Linked DNA regions of Mus musculus: region 1 is linked to region 2. Evidence: chromatin loops called from intact Hi-C (ENCODE). Cell type or tissue: left cerebral cortex. All regions are shown on one strand.

Region 1 (8,000 bases), 930 kb after region 2:
ATAAGGAGGAAAGTTTATTTTGGGTCACAGTTCCAGAGGGGGAGTCCATGATGGCATGGGAGGCAGAGCAGCAGACAGCCACAGTATGAAAATAACGGATCACATTCTGAGCTGTAAATGCAATGCAGAGAGACAAAACTAGAAATGAGGCAAGGCTATAAACTCTCAAAGTCTGCTTCCATAAGGTACTTCCTCGGGCAAGGTTCCACCTTCCAGAAGTTCCTCTACCTCTCCAGACAGCACCACTAACCAGGAACCAAGAGTTCGTATAAGTGAGTTGAGGGGTGACATTACTCATTTAATCCACTACATAGAGTATGGAGGGTCTTTAACTTATAGGCTTCAAAATTTTTTTATCATATTATTAAGGTTAATAATGGTTTATTTATATGGGAAAAATGATTTGATAGATTGGTATATAAGAGAAATTTCAGTCCAAATATATCAGTAGCTTGTTTTTTGTTTGTTTTGCTTTCTGGTTTTTTGTTTTTGTTTTTTGTTTGTTTGTTTTGATATTTGCCTCAGCTACTGTCTATTACTGTGATAAGACAGTAAAGCAACTTGACTTTGTTGGGATTGAAACTCATCTTATAATAAAGACAAAATAGGTTCATTCCTGTTTATATTTAAAGATGTTTCTCAAGGATTTGGCTATGCCCCAACTATAAACTTTACTATGAATGATTCTGTACTATCTCAAGAAATGCCAACCATGCTTTTTGTTTCAAGAGGTTGTTATGATCACCTTGAAACCATGCCTTTGTTTCAGAAGGTTGTTATGACCAACTTGTTAAGCTTATGTTCAGCCTCTGTGACTTCTGCTTCTTTGCTTGACAAACCCCTATTTCTGAATCCCTACTTTTCAGCTATATAAAACTTATCTTTCCCATGTTCAGTACTGATATCTTGAACCCTTCCATAGGGAGAGACAGCTCGTATACAGGAACAAAACTTGTTTTAATGAGTTCGGCCATGGTTTGTGTAGGTGGTCCTTCTTCTCACATCTGTGGAATTAACAGACACCACAACCAAAGCAATTAATACAAGAGACTTTATTAGGAACTTACAATTTCATAGGGTTAAAGTTCATGAGCATCATGGGAGGGAGTACTGCAGTAGGCAGACAGGTCTAGTGCTAGACAAGGAGCTGACAGACCTCAGCTGCAACCTAAAGCTCCACCAGAGTAGCTGGGCGGTGGTGGCGCACGCCTTTAATCCCAGCACTTGGGAGGCAGAGGCAGGCGGATTTCTGAGTTTGAGGCCAGCCTGGTTTACAGGCCTAGTTCCAGGACAGCCAGGGCTACGCAGAGAAACCCTGTCTCGAAAACAAAACAAAACAAAACAAAAAATCCACCAGAGTAATGCACGTCTCCTAAAAAGGCCATACCTCCTAATCCCCAACTGGAAACCAACTATTCAAATACATTGATCAATGAAGCGGGGCATTTTCATTTAAAGCATCAAATGTGCTATCAGATTTTCATATGTAATAGAAAATAATTGAAGATTATATTTGTTTGTTTGTTTGTTTTCTAGATGCCATAAGTGGAGGGGGAAGTACTTTATGATAAATCCCCATCCTGAAGACTATAACCTAATCAGGATCTGACCTATGGTCAATAGTATGCACTAGTGATAGATATTGATACAATATGTACTGCTCAAGAACAAATTTGACCATTGGCTGAATGATAGAATACAGCCTGATTCTTCTTTGTAGTGATATCCGAGTCACAAGAAAACACACTCTTTAAGATTCTCTTTCTGAGATGAAAGGATGGGCCATCCAGAGACTGCCCCACCTGGGATCCATCCCATAATCAGCCACTAAATGCAGATACTATTGCATATGCCAGCAAGATTTTGCTGAAAGGACCCTGATATAGCTGTCTCTTGTGAGGCTATGCCAGTGCCTTGGAAACACAGAAGTGGATGCTCACAGTCAGCTATTGGATGGAACATAGGGCCCCCAATGGAGGAGCTAGAGAAAGTACCCAAGGAGCTGAGGGGTCTGCAACCTTATAGGTGGAACAACAATATGAACTAACCAGTACTCCCCCCTCCCCAGAGCTTGTGTCTCTAGCTGCATATGTAGCAGTAGATGGCCTAGTCAGCCATCATTGGGAAGAGAGGCTCCTTGGTCTTGCAAACTTTATATGCCCCAGTACAGGGGAATGCCAGGGCCAAGAAGTGGGAGTGGGTGGGTAGGAGAGCAGGGCGGGGGGAGGGTATAGGGGACTTTCTGGATAGCATTTAAAATGTAAATAAAGAAAATATCCAAAAAAGAAAAGATTCTCTTTCTTTTCCTTTAAATTATGGAAGTGTGGGCAGAGTGGGCATATAAGGTACAAGGACCAGATTTAATGTCCTACAGGAAGAAATGTGAACTTGTCCAAGCTATTTTTGTCTCATATATGATACTATACTTGGAAGAAATCCTACAGAATTTCCAGTTGGGAAATTTGTTTAAATAAGTTTGAGTTACCAGTATACAAAGATGAGGTTGCCTATGGAAGCTGAGTTGCTCTGCTTCCAATCAGAATGATCTGTGCTGCTCTTTTCCTATCCACCCACATATATTAGTTTCTGTTCTAACTGTGGACCAATACCTGACAGGAAGCAAATTAACAGAGAAAAGTTTTATTTTTGCTCAATGTCCAGGGTCTATCATAGCAAAAATCCCATGGCAGAGGGTGGCATTGTCTAGGCACTGAGAACTCAGGACATGGTTACTCACATTTCAGTAGACCAAGGAACAGAGTGAGAATAAGAACCTGGATTGGAAAACTTTCTTATCAACCATCTGCCTCCTAAAGCTACACCTCATTTTCTAAAGTTTCTATCATCTCCTAAAGCAGTACTGCTATTTGGGGGGAAATTATTCAAATACACATCTTTGGGTATGGGGGGCGCATGCCACATTTCCCTTTTCCAATGATTTACATGTGACTCTGCCTAAGTTATCAGGTTTGTTAGCAATTACTGTTAACCCAATCATCTTGTTGTTCCAGGGATCTATAAGTTAGTGATATAATTATGAAGGCTTAAAAATGTTATATACAGAATTACTGTAGGGTATGAAATAAAAGAAGAGTTTTGTTATTATTGCTCATAATTACAGTTGCTATTGTGTGGTTTATTAAAGAAGTATATATGAATAGGAAGATACCCCTCAGGTGGGTGGGAATGGCTGCTATGTGAACATATGGATGTGAGTTCAGATCCACAGCTCCCACACACAGCTGGCATGGTTGCCTGCACCTATATCACAAATGCTGGAGCTAGAGAAAGCGAAAGAAAAATTACTGGAGCATGGTGGCTTCTTTCTTAGTTCCAGATCCAGTGACAGACCCAGGTACACATGCATATAGCAAATCCATCCACTATCCATACACTAACACACCAAGAGAGGGGGGGTGAGGAGAGAGAGAGAGAGAGAGAGAGAGAGAGAGAGAGAGAGAGAGACAGAGACAGAGACAGAGACAGAGAGACAGAGACAGAGAGACACAGAGAGACACACAGAGAGTCACACAGAGAGACACACAGAGAGAGAGAGACACACACACACAGAGAGAAGAGACGAGGAAAGGAGAGGGGAGGGGAGGGGAGGGGAGGGGAGAGAAGGGGAGAGAAGGGAAGAGAAGGGAAGAGAAGAAGAGAAAAAAATTAAACAGAAAAATATCTGTCCAGACCACCCAGAAACACATGGAATGCTGCACCTTGAAAAACTGGAAATAGGAAAAGACTGTAAGTTATTTAGCAAGTTAAAAATAGCTCTTTGTTTTTAAAAATATATAATTCAGAGGAAGTAGCAGCAATCTGCAGGGCTGTGCTTCTCAAATAACCTGAAATTACGGATTGGCATTTTAAAATTCTTCCAGAGAATGATTTATTTACCTATTTAAAGTTAATCTTGGAAACAGTAGATTTCATTATGGAATCTCCACATAGTAATATATACATGACATTATGCTTAGTTCTAGCTTCCTCACCAACTGCTCTATCCTCCCCTCTGGCTAATCCTAGTTTTCACCAGTGTCCCTCCTTTTGCTCTTATGTCCCATGCTTTTTATTACCTTCCTTTATTCACCCATCTTGAGCTTCATAATGCGTGTGAGCAACACATACAAAGGAAAAGCATCTGAAAATCTATATTTTATATGTAAGAGAAAACATGGAATTTGTTTGAATATGGCTTATTTTATTAATGTAATTTCATTCCGTGGGAATGTCATGATTTCATTTTCAGAGTGAAAGACATTAAAATTATATTTCTATAAATGTAATCAGAGCAAATATAATATGGAGAGAACAAAACCACAAAAGCTACATATGCTGTTATCAAAAGTATGTGTAGTGGAGTCCCAACCTCTGTAGATACCTCAAGTGTAAACCAATGAACAGAAGTCAAACGTAACACAGTTAGAAAGTTCTGTCATATAAATTATTTTATAGGGTGACAACAAAATTAATTTATCCTTACAAATTTTAAGTATAAATATAGCTACAAAGTTTGTTCAGCAATTTGAATTTAATTACTATTTGAGAATTGCAGATGTTTTTTCTTAAGAGAAAAGTTTGCCTAGTTACATTAATATTGAAGATCAAGATTAATTTTTCTTTGGGTAAAAAATGGTTTTATATCTTTTACAAGTAGCAAGAACCAATGAGTTTAATGTTTATATTTTCTAGTTTATTGTAATAACGAAGCCATGTTTGGTAGTGTAAAGTGTTCAGTTTACACCTGCATTCTGCATTCTTGAAAGAAATACCAATTGAACCATTCAGTTAATATTTTCTGTTTATATTTTAGATAACAGAAATCAATGCATGGATTTTTCAGTGGGATAGTGAGTACATATATGAGTACAAATGAAAATGAGAACATTAACTAAATGAAGATCTGCAATAAAATTCATTAATTTGAAAATATCTCTCCTCCTTTTCCCCAGCCCTGCATTAGTTTATCTTTGTAAGACCCATCTTTAGTAAAGCTAACCTAAACAATTGACCGTGTTGTGAACTTGGATTAGAAAGTATATAAAAATCCCATGTGACAATTGCTCATAATTGAGGGATAAATGCATAAAAGTGGAAAAACAATTGCAGTCTGAGACATTCATATTTGGAATTTCGGACTGGTTAGAAAATCACTATGACAGAAGCTCAGTCTCAGTAAAAGCACTTGAGCTCTTCCATATACTTTTGCAAGACTAGACAGATATTGTCGTGGAACATTTTAGTGTCCACACTAATAACAATGAATATCCAATGAATATTCTGGCTCTCGTTATCAATGAGACAGAATAATAAATAAAATCAATGTTTTTCCAATATTCTTCAACATAAACTTTAGATAAAAACATTTAACAATGTTAAGCCAGTTTTTGCTTGATATGCTTGTATGAACACTTTCTCTCTTGTGCTTGGCAAGCCCTGGGCATTTTAAATTAATGAATTTCCCAATCACTTAGAGAAGAGATTTAAAACAAAGTTTACTCTCAAGATGTAACTTGAGACTGAGTTATACCCCTGTTTTATTATTCCTAATGGCACTGAGTCAATCCACAGATATTTCATCCTGCAATTTTCTACTGTTATGAAAATGCATAATGTTAATCATTGTGATACTTTATAAACTGACCATAAACCAATGTTTATAGTCAGTTAATCATCGTATTACTTTGCCTTAGGTAATTTAATACATTACCTTAATGTAGCAATCTACTTAATATACATTTTAAAGGAACATAATAAAGGTTGTATAGTGTTAATGCATTATGCATTCTAACCCGAAATTTAAAAATACAACAGCAGTTTGGACAGCGTTCAGCTGTTCATAACTCTGGTTTCTTCTGCTTTTCTGGGAAGAATGAAGGTTTAATGAAGGGCATCAGTTAACTGCTATTCTGTGTCTGATGATACATCTGTTCCTCAACCTGCTGCAGGCAAGAATAGATTTTGATACCGTCAGTTTCCCACTCAGAGATCTACAATTACTCGATTACAGAACACCAATCCCCAATTGCAAGGAGAAAAAAATCTACCCCTCAAAATAGACAATAAACTTGGAAGTAGATGGCAGTGACTTAAATAAAGTGGGTTAGTACTTCTTTTTTCAAGTTACTACAAAAATTTTATCTTAAAGGTTTTTTGTTGTTGATGTTGTTATTGTTGTTGTTGTTTTAGGTTTATTTATTTTATATGTATGAGTGTGTCTGCATGTATGTATGTGTACCGCATGTCCACCTGGTACCTAAGAAAGCCAGAAGAGGGCAGTGGATACCCAGGAACCAGAGGTACCTGTGTTGTGAACTACCCTATGGGTGCTGGGAAACTTAAACTATGTCCTCTGCGAGAGCAGTTGCTCTTTACCACAAAGATGGTTCTTCAGCACCCAGTTTTAAAATGAATACTCTGAAACCCAGCATTTCTAGACAGTGGAGTAGGTCGTTATGTTGTCTAGTAAGTAAATTTTCAGTGAGAGGCTGCTGTGTTGCAGGCACGGGTCCAGAGCATGCATGCTTCACTATCACCTTTAATCCTCATTATAAGGACTATAATAGAGATTTCATTCTTAGACATAAACTTAGGATATATTACACAGCAATCAATGTGTGATGCTAATTTGGAGTTTTAGAAAACAGACAAGGAATCTGTTCAAAAGGTTTCTTCTCTACTTCTTTTGTCTATGAAGACTATGGGTAACACGATAGATATACTGATGCTTCCATCCACAGGATGCCTCTACAATTGCAATTGAGGTGACTAGATTTGAGGTTCAAGGCCTGGAGAATGTGCTAGGAGGCACCAGGAAATGACTGCGAATCTTAAAGTGTGCATATCCTCAGTCTGGATAAATTGGCTGCCTGCTTCTGGGGTTTGGAAGGAGACAGACCCATTTGTGGCAGAAATTATTTAAAGTCTTCTTTTATAGAAATGAGGAACACAGGAAAATAATCTGGGAATTTCATCATGGTGGCCACAGATACTAATTTCCTTTCTCATATTCACACAGGTTCACTCTTTTCCCCCACACTGTATAAGGGTTTCGGAATTATTTTTACTGAAGAACCTCATAGACTTTATTCTTCTTAAAGGAATATTTGTTCTACCATATGGATTTTCTTTTCAAAATCTTAAGGATCTGTGCTAGATTCCTCTTTTCTTTCTTTTCATTTCCTACCAGATTGTGTTGAATGTTAGACAAGTAGGACTCACGAGCTGACAAAAGGCCAACAAATTAAAGAAAAAAAAAAACCATCAGGGAATTGTAAATTACAAAACTTTGAGATTTCTACTTGCCCCAGTAAGAATGACTATGATCAAGAAAACAAATAACAGAAAATTCTGGCAAGACTGTGGGGAATGAGGAAAGCCTAACCATTGCTAGTGGAAGTGTAAGCTACTGTAACTGCTATAGAAACTGGTATAGAGGTTTCTCAAAAATTAAAAATTAGAACTATCATGTGAACCTTCTGTACTACTTCTGAGTACACAAGACCTTAGATCCTTCCACAGGGACACTCAAACTTCCATGTACACTGCTGCACTATTCTCAACAGCAAGGAAATAAACCAGCCTAGATGTTTAGCAATGGGTTATGAAACGTGGCATATGCACACTATGGAACTTCTTTAGCTATTGAGAAGTAAAATTATAAAATCTGCAGGAAAATGGGTGGAGCTGAAACATATTATATTAAGTGGGTAACTCAAGTCTCAGAAAGACAAAAATAGCAATGTTCTTTCTCATATGGGATCCTAACTTTTAATATTTGTGTACGTAAATAAAGGATTTTGAGAATGGGTTTAGATTCTGAAGCCAGGTAGAAGACCATGAGAGGTAAACAAGAGATGTTGAAAAGGGGGAGGAGGTGAAAAGCAAAGGTCACATGTAATTTAAAAAGAAAAGGAAAAGAAGCTAATTGGTGTGGGAGGGGACAGAGGGTAATGGGAGGATGGGGTTTGAGAGAGAGGAAAACAATGAAAGCTAATTGT
Region 2 (8,000 bases):
TCACCATTTACTCAGTTGCTTTTGTTGAAACATTCTCATTCCTTTATCCAAAAGACAAACTTGAATATTGCTAAGAAATGGAGAGGGGTCTGAGATTAACCTAAGGTTGTAGGTAAGGGATCAGCTCACTGCAGCTCCCTTGGTACCTGAGAATCTCTGGGCCAGAGACAGTTGGTATATGACTCACAAGATAGCAAGCAATAGGCATTTCACAGCTCAGCTGGGTTGCCTTTTTCTCTTAGCCTGAGATGAAAGAATGTGAGCCTACTAAATGCAACACTTAGTATCAGACCCCAGTTCCAACGGCTTGGGGAACCAAACCTCTCTGTAGGGCAGAAATCTGTGTAGCCTGTTTTTATTAGCATGGGTACCATATAAGCTTGTCCTCTCATCTGGACATCTCCATAGTGCAGGGTCTTCAGTCATCAATTGTATTTCAAATGGCTGCTTGGGACAAAAAACAAGGCAGTGTTTCTGCCATCAAAACTTGCTAAACTTCAAGGGGCCGTTGACAAGTACCTCCTAGGAGGCATGTTCATTAATGTTTCATCTTACGATGCAAATTTGACATTTCTTATTCTAATGTGAGAAGTAGTTACTGTGGATTCATAGATATTATAAATCAGTGTCCTGGCTCTCACTGTGGCTAGAAGCATTATTATTAATATTTTATTATTAATAAAAATAAGATATGAGCTGTGTTATCTTTCTATAGTGCCCCTACACATAAAACATGCAATTACATCACATTTTTCTGTCTTACAAACCTACCCTCACTCTAAATTTTTTGTTTTTTGTTTTTTTGTTTTTTGTTTTTGTTTTTGTTTTTTTTTTTGTTTTTTTTTTTTTTTTGTTTTTTTTTTTTTTTTTGCCCAACACAAATCCACAGTTAAGTCTTTACAAGTTTCAATTTCTTTGTTCATTTGTTTATGGAATTGTGCTAAGCATGAGCTACTCCATGGCCACGAAGGCATGCCCTTGTCTTCACAGGGAGTTCTGTTTGGCGGGTCATCGTGGAGGTTGCTGGGTACATTAGACAAGATCTCATGGGTCACTGTAGCCTGTCAGATTCATTTCAGCGTCTCACCAGGCAAGAGAACACTTTGGTTTTCCTGAAGTCTCTGTGGCACTCTTGTACTGGAGAGAGCCAAGATGAAGGAACAGATTGTCTGCACACGCATCAGTCCTGCCTGAGCTCGATTGGCACTTGCAGAGTCCACTGTTTATTTCATTAAAGTGAAATCTGTTTCTTTCCCGTCTTCTGCAGAATGTGAAGGATGATGGACAGCATGTGTGGCGACTCAAGCACTTTAACAAGCCTGCCTACTGCAATCTCTGCCTGAACATGCTGATTGGCGTGGGGAAGCAGGGCCTCTGCTGCTCCTGTGAGTTCACTGGCTCTGCCTGATGTCATCACCTTGCTTGAAGGGGACACTGAGCTCATGCAGCTCTCCTGTTTGTGTGTCATACCCCAGGCCAAAATGCTTATTGTACATCTTTCCCTGTAGCTGCTCAATGTTCAGGTCACTGGCCAACTTCCTTTCAAAGGAAATAAATGATGTGTTCCAATTCCATGGGTATTTCTTTGTATTGTAGTTTAAATTTTAAGTATTTGTGCTTCTCATTTCTCCTTGGAGTATTTAGACATTTTTCACTGCTTTCTCATATATTCCCCTTATAAGTTAACCATTACAGCTCTCAGTTTTACATATTTATGGAGTACAAAAGTGGGGGGTATGTGGGTGAGTGGGGGTGTGTTCTCATGTCTATGCTTGCTCATGTGTGTGTGTGTTCATAATCTAAGATTAATATCTAGTGACTTTCTCCATTGCTCCCACCTTATATATGGACCCAAATTTTCGTATTGACTTATATCTCAACGACTTTACATTGCATCCTATTGCATCTGGGAGACTCTCTACCTCCAGTACACTGAGGTACTCACAGGTGGTCAATTTTTTAAATGAGTTCTTGAGATCTGAGTTATAGTCATTGGTAGCAAGTGCTTTGCCTGCTGAGTCACCTGCTAAATGCCTCTGGTATGTTACTTTACATAAAGGAAAATCTTCATATGAATATCAATATTGGAATATAAGGCATTATAAGTCATATTCATTTTGATATTTTCTGTTTCCTTGTCTTGCAAGATTTATTTTATTCTTTTTTTCTTTTTTCCATTTATTTTATTTTTATTGGATATTTTATGTATTTACATTTTATTTATTTATTTTTTATTAGATATTTTCTATATATGCATTTCAAATGCTATCCTGAAAGTTCCCTATACCCTCCCTCTGCCCTGCTCCCCTACCCACCCACTCCCACTTCTTGGCCCTGGCATTCCCCTGTACTGGAGCATATAAAGTTTTCAATACCAAGAGGCCTCTCTTCCCAGTGATGGCCGACTAGGCCATCTTCTGCTACATATGCAGCCAGAGCTGTTAGAGATTTGCTAAGAGAGTGTATGTAAATATGTGTGTAAGTTAATTTATAAAATCATCTAGTACTGATTTAATCCATAATATTTTTTACCTAAAATAAAGTTTATATTCTCTGAAATAAGGTTAAGTTCTCCACTGATCCAGCAATTCAGCCACATCAATTTCTGCTATGCAATATGCTTTAAGATTTTTTTCTCCAGGTATATTATTTAACATTAAGAACTATACTTAAGCCAGGTGTGGTGGCACACGCCTTTAATCCCAGCACTCGGGAGGCAGAGGCAGGTGAATTTCTGAGTTCAATGCCAGCCTGGTTTACAAAGTGAGTTCCAGGACAGCCAGGGCTATACAGAGAAACCCTGTCTCAAAAAACCGAATATATATATATATAATGTCATAAATGTATATAATTTATAAATGAATGGGATCTTTTTAAGGTTATATAACATTTATGAAATATCACATAAGAGAAACATTTCTGATGGTCATGTTGGAAGGTCCAGATATACTAGAATAATCTCCATGTTAAAACAAACAAATAAAACAATAGCAACAAAACTATCTCAGAACTTCTATAAATTTTTAAGGGTGTGAATATTTTGAGGCAGATATAATTGACTGAAACAAGATAACTTTCAAAGAAGAGGAGTGGTATAGTAGAAAGGATAGGTTTTTGCTGTTTACAAAATGGTTATTAGGGGAAAACTCATAATATGAGTACTACTATAAAATAAAATAAAAGATATGTGTTCTTCCTGGCTGTGGTCAGAACTCACAGACAGGATATCTTAGAGTTTTATTAATAAACACCATAAGCATTACATATATTTCATTCATATTTCAAGAAGTAGATTTTTAAGTTGTTGGTCTATTTCGTTTTAAACACTTTTTCTGTATATTTATGAATTCTGAAGTGGAACGGTCTTCTCATACACAAGTGCATGTGACCCCTACTAATATTCAGAGTGAAACCACAAGACGCAGAGATGCACCCCAAGTGTGTTTTTGTTTTGTGGCATAGATTATATACATACATTTATACATACATTTACTAGTATGAATGTTTTTTTCATATATATTTTTGTTTCCTGGCGCCATATGTTGCCTAGTGAAAGTGGTTGTTTGAAGAAACAATATCATGATGGAAAATGAAGGATGAATTTCCCTGAAAGTCTGGCACGGATGATGGAATCTATTCTCCAGCAGTAGACAAATCTACCATTTAAAGTTTAGATAAGCCAATAGACAAAGCAGTATTAAGCACACAGACATTTACTCCCATGCCTGCCAGCTGCTCTCATGCCTATACTTTATGAAATATAGACCTCTTCCTTCTAGCAAATGACACAAAGCCACTTGGCAGTCATCAATTTGTCTTTAATATTTTTGTCATCTGGGAATTATTGTGAAAAATTTGAGCAAGGACTGATTTAATTAAGCATTTCCTGTTCCTGCTACGCCATGACAGAGGAGCCTTGCCTTCTCATATGCATACTATTTCCTGTACTAATTGGCCTTTTGCATTCCATGATAAAAACAGCCGACTTGGACTTTTTTCCTTGATGCGGCTGATTGGATTGATTAGAGAACAGTGGATGCGAAATGAGCATCTGTTAATGCCACTCTTCCCTCGTAAATGTGCAATCAGGACCAGGGTCAGCTCTGAATCTGTGTACCTGTTTCCTTTCAGTCTGCAAGTACACGGTCCATGAGCGCTGTGTGGCCAGAGCCCCGCCCTCCTGCATCAAGACATATGTGAAGTCCAAGAAAAACACAGACGTAAGTCTGGCCACACAGGCTTTCCACATGTGTCACTATGGATAGCGCCTCTTACTGCCCTGTTATTCTGTTCTAGGTCATGCACCACTATTGGGTCGAAGGCAATTGCCCAACCAAGTGCGATAAGTGCCACAAAACAGTGAAATGTTACCAGGGCCTGACGGGCCTGCATTGTGTTTGGTGCCAGACCACAGTGAGTACCATGACAGCACTGTACCGGAAGGCCATCAATATTGGAATAAACCACCCAAAACCTTGGGCGGGTGGTGGTGGGGTGTTCTAATTTCACCTGCCAGAGAATCAGATGTGTCCTCATAGGACTAAGGATTTTAGAGATGGTGACTTCACAAGCTTTTACAGAAGGGCCATTGGAGTGGGTTCTAGCATTTCCCAGGAAAGCAATCAGAAACCACAAATGAGAGTGGGCAAACAGAAGAGGGTCATTACTGCCACACAAAACTATTTTCCCATGTATGTTCCTTACCTCCAGGTACTTTGTGAACTGCGACACAAGAGGTCTTGGTGTAGTAATGATTAGGGAAAAAGCACACTGGCCAAAGATTTAGGATACCACCTGGTTGACTGTCAAACTGCTTCAAATAAACTTGGGAATAAACATAGTTATTATATGGCACTACTATATCTTTTTAATTTCTGAAATTAGCATAAACAAACATTTCTTCCTTTTGAGCAGAATAGCTTCTTAGTTCTTCAGTTCTTTGCATCCTTTTACCAGAATAAACAGCAGAGGGCACTGTAATAGTTGGCAAATCAGGTTATGGTAGAGCTACAAGGTTCTGTCCAAACCTACAGGTTAAAAAGTATTCTTAAATGACACAAACAGAGAGAGAGAGACAGAGAGAGAGAGAGAGAGAGAGAGAGAGAGAGAGAGAGAGAGAAATAATTTAAAAAAATCAAGTTGAGTTATATTTCAAACTGAAATTAAGTGTTTGCAGATTTGAAGAGTTTGGTTATTATAATAAAATGTAAGAACATATCAATGCTCAATTTTAAAAAAAAGACCATAACAAAACAATTATATATATTAAAAATACATTTGGGAAACTAATTAGAAGACTATGTAATTTTTCTTGTCCCAGAAGCCTAGTTCCAGCCCCACAGCATTTTACACAGCATATCTTAATTTTAACATAGGCTAAAATTTTAAAATATCAGTATTGACTTTTTCACTTTTATCAGATTTAAAAGCAATATATTGAATATGTTGTGTTATTATTTTTACTATTCTTATTACTACTACTATTATTATTAGATTTTTTTTTATTCCTTAACAGATAATATTTATGAGTGCCTATTAAGCTTTAAAGACAGGAATTAACCTGCGTGGTCTGTAGCCCCAAGCTCTCCGGGGGGGCGTGGGGGAGGGTGTCAGAAGTTTGCTATTCGAGTCATTTCTTCCTCCCACTTTGTTTCCTGGAGTTTCTCTGAGTACTTTCAGAATTCTAACTTAGAGCAACAGTAGGGTCACCTTTATTAAATTTATTAATTTTGTGGCTAGTGTCAGAATATATTCACCTGAAAATATTTATATACTTAGTATTATTCATTGCTTTCTTGAGCTGCTTTATGGAAACGTTAGCCTAAGACTGTCCCTCAACTAAAGGTGCCTGATGTGACAGATCTCTAAAGAACCAAATGTCATCTTCACCCTCTTGGAGCCAGGAGAGGGCAGGAATGTGGTGCTGCCTGTAATGGGCTTTTTAAGGAACCACCTGAGTAGATTCCAAGAGAAATTTGCTTAAACAGAAGATCAGAGAATGAAGCAGAGCTGCACTTCAATCTTCCTCCAAAACCTATTGCTCACTTAGCATGACTTGAAATCACAACTTGAGAAACGCAGAGTACTAACATGCCCCGAGTCATTTATAAACTGTGCCACTGTATCCATTGATTGCCTCAGTCTGGGACAATATTCTTACACTGTAAAATAGAGTTGATAATACCTAACCAGTAGGATTGTTGTAAGGATTAAATGGGTAAAAAGTCAGTGTAGATACGTTTACAACTGGAGCACATACTTAGTAAATGCTTAGTGACTATTCTATCAACTTAGTGGGCAATACTTAAAATGAGATGTGGTGCCTATTGTGAACCCTGGTGTCCATGGGGCATGTCATGTGTAAAATTCAGGGTATGGCAGTCTCATCTTGGTAAGGATTTATAAATGAAAATTTCCCAGGCAGGCCTAGTCAGAATGACAGCTTGCATCCTTAAAGACCATAGGAAATTGTGTGGCTTCAAGCATCACTAACTTTTATGTCAAGGTCCATAGACTTGCATTTTCAAGAGCAACTCCTCAACTCTTACCCTGCTATTTACAAGTGCTGATCCTCAAATGATGTTTCCAGTTACTATGCGAGTTAGAAGTCAGGTTTTTCTTGTCTTTCACATTTTTCTCCTTCATATAGCCTAGTGCTAAGCCCTTACATTTCTTGCTTAAAATATCTCTCCCAGATCTGAGGTTTTGACTTCATGTTCCCAACCTTAGTGCAAGCTCTTAGCACCCCCTCCCCACTAGGTTAGAGTAAGAATCTCTTGGCTTATTTCCCTGACAGAAGGTACTTCTCCTATATGTAAGCTGCCATAGCACCACTAGAAAAATCTTTCCAAAATTGTAATTTGATATAGTATGTCCCCTTCAGCTATCTATAATAATTCCATGACAATAAATGCAACCTCTCCACCACTTACTTCATTTTGGTTTTGAATTCTACAAAGCACAGATTTAAGAAGCACAAGTTCTTGCATCCTCCTTCACCACTGAAGTCCCTGTTAGGCTGGGTATGTTCAAAGGAACCCCTGCAGAGGCCATGATTCATCCTCACCTCATATTTAAAATGTCCCATTCCTTGGACCGGACTGCACTAGTCTTAACTACTTAGTAGGAAGTAGGCTCAGTTCTTTATTTCCCTTGATGGTTTTTTTTTTTTTTTTGATGCTAATATTTTCTTCTTCAATTTATTTTATCTTACTTTACTTCCGTTCTTAAAGAAATACTGAGTTGTTCTCCAGTGGTTTCATTTCTGAATGACATCAACATTATACTTCCATTTGCGTCCATTGCTATAAGTTGGTAATACATGTTTTTCATAATCATCTGATGATCTTAAGGGAGTGCCAGGTTTCGAGGAAATTCTCAGGTTCTCTATAATGAGTCATATGGTAATCTTCATGTTAGATATTGAATCTCAAATGCACTTCATCTTTAAATTTTATCTCAAAATACATTTAAATAACTTATAATACTCAAATCTCATTAGACTGGTTAATAAATCTTAAAACATAAGTGATAAGCATCCATTCCTGCAGTTTTATATCAATGAAATGTATCTAGATATACTATTGCAGCCATCTTGTAGACCTAAAGATAAGTTCTAAGAATGCTGTAGCTCTTCTGTAAAGCATTCTACCTAACCTAGAAAATCGGTAAACACCCAGGAAAACAAAACACAAAACAAAACAAAACAAAACAAAACAAAACAAAGCAAAGCAAAGCAAAGCAAAACAAAACAAAACAAAACAAAACAAAACAAAACAAAACAAAACAAAACAGCTGTATCTCCTACTTAAGCAAATATTTTCTGTGCTTTCAACTTCATTCCTTTGAGAATGAAGGAACAAATGCTCATCTTGGTTTTCCTTTTCTTTTCCTTGCTTATGTCCTGCCACTATTGAGACCATGTTGCCAAGTCTGATTCATACCTGCTGCTGAGTGTGTCCTTGACATGGTCGTTACTCTGTGTATCAAGAAAAGATGAC

What was found. Hi-C counts contacts between places; a loop is a spot of excess contacts. Peaks named below come from ENCODE experiments on the same cell type or tissue, not always from the same donor. Only the 100,000 strongest peaks of a DNase experiment are listed, where the experiment ranks them.
Region 1: it touches region 2 in a loop (4-fold over the local background); 3 of 42 quality-filtered maps call a loop at or near these places.

The regions. Positions count from the first base shown.
Region 1 is chr12:39,060,942-39,068,941 of GRCm38, forward strand. No RefSeq gene overlaps it. Among named protein-coding and RNA genes, the nearest start is that of Gm34662, 81 kb to the left of the region's middle. In left cerebral cortex, no CTCF peak of the experiment used is centred here; DNase peaks (open chromatin) are centred at 3,236 and 5,966.
Region 2 is chr12:38,135,274-38,143,273 of GRCm38, forward strand. Dgkb (diacylglycerol kinase, beta) reads left to right here. Exons shown (of 26, transcript NM_001361686.1): 10 at 1,268-1,385; 11 at 4,132-4,220; 12 at 4,297-4,413. Among named protein-coding and RNA genes, the nearest start is that of Gm52011, 230 kb to the right of the region's middle. In left cerebral cortex, a CTCF peak has its summit at 4,957 (motif pointing right); a DNase peak (open chromatin) is centred at 4,970.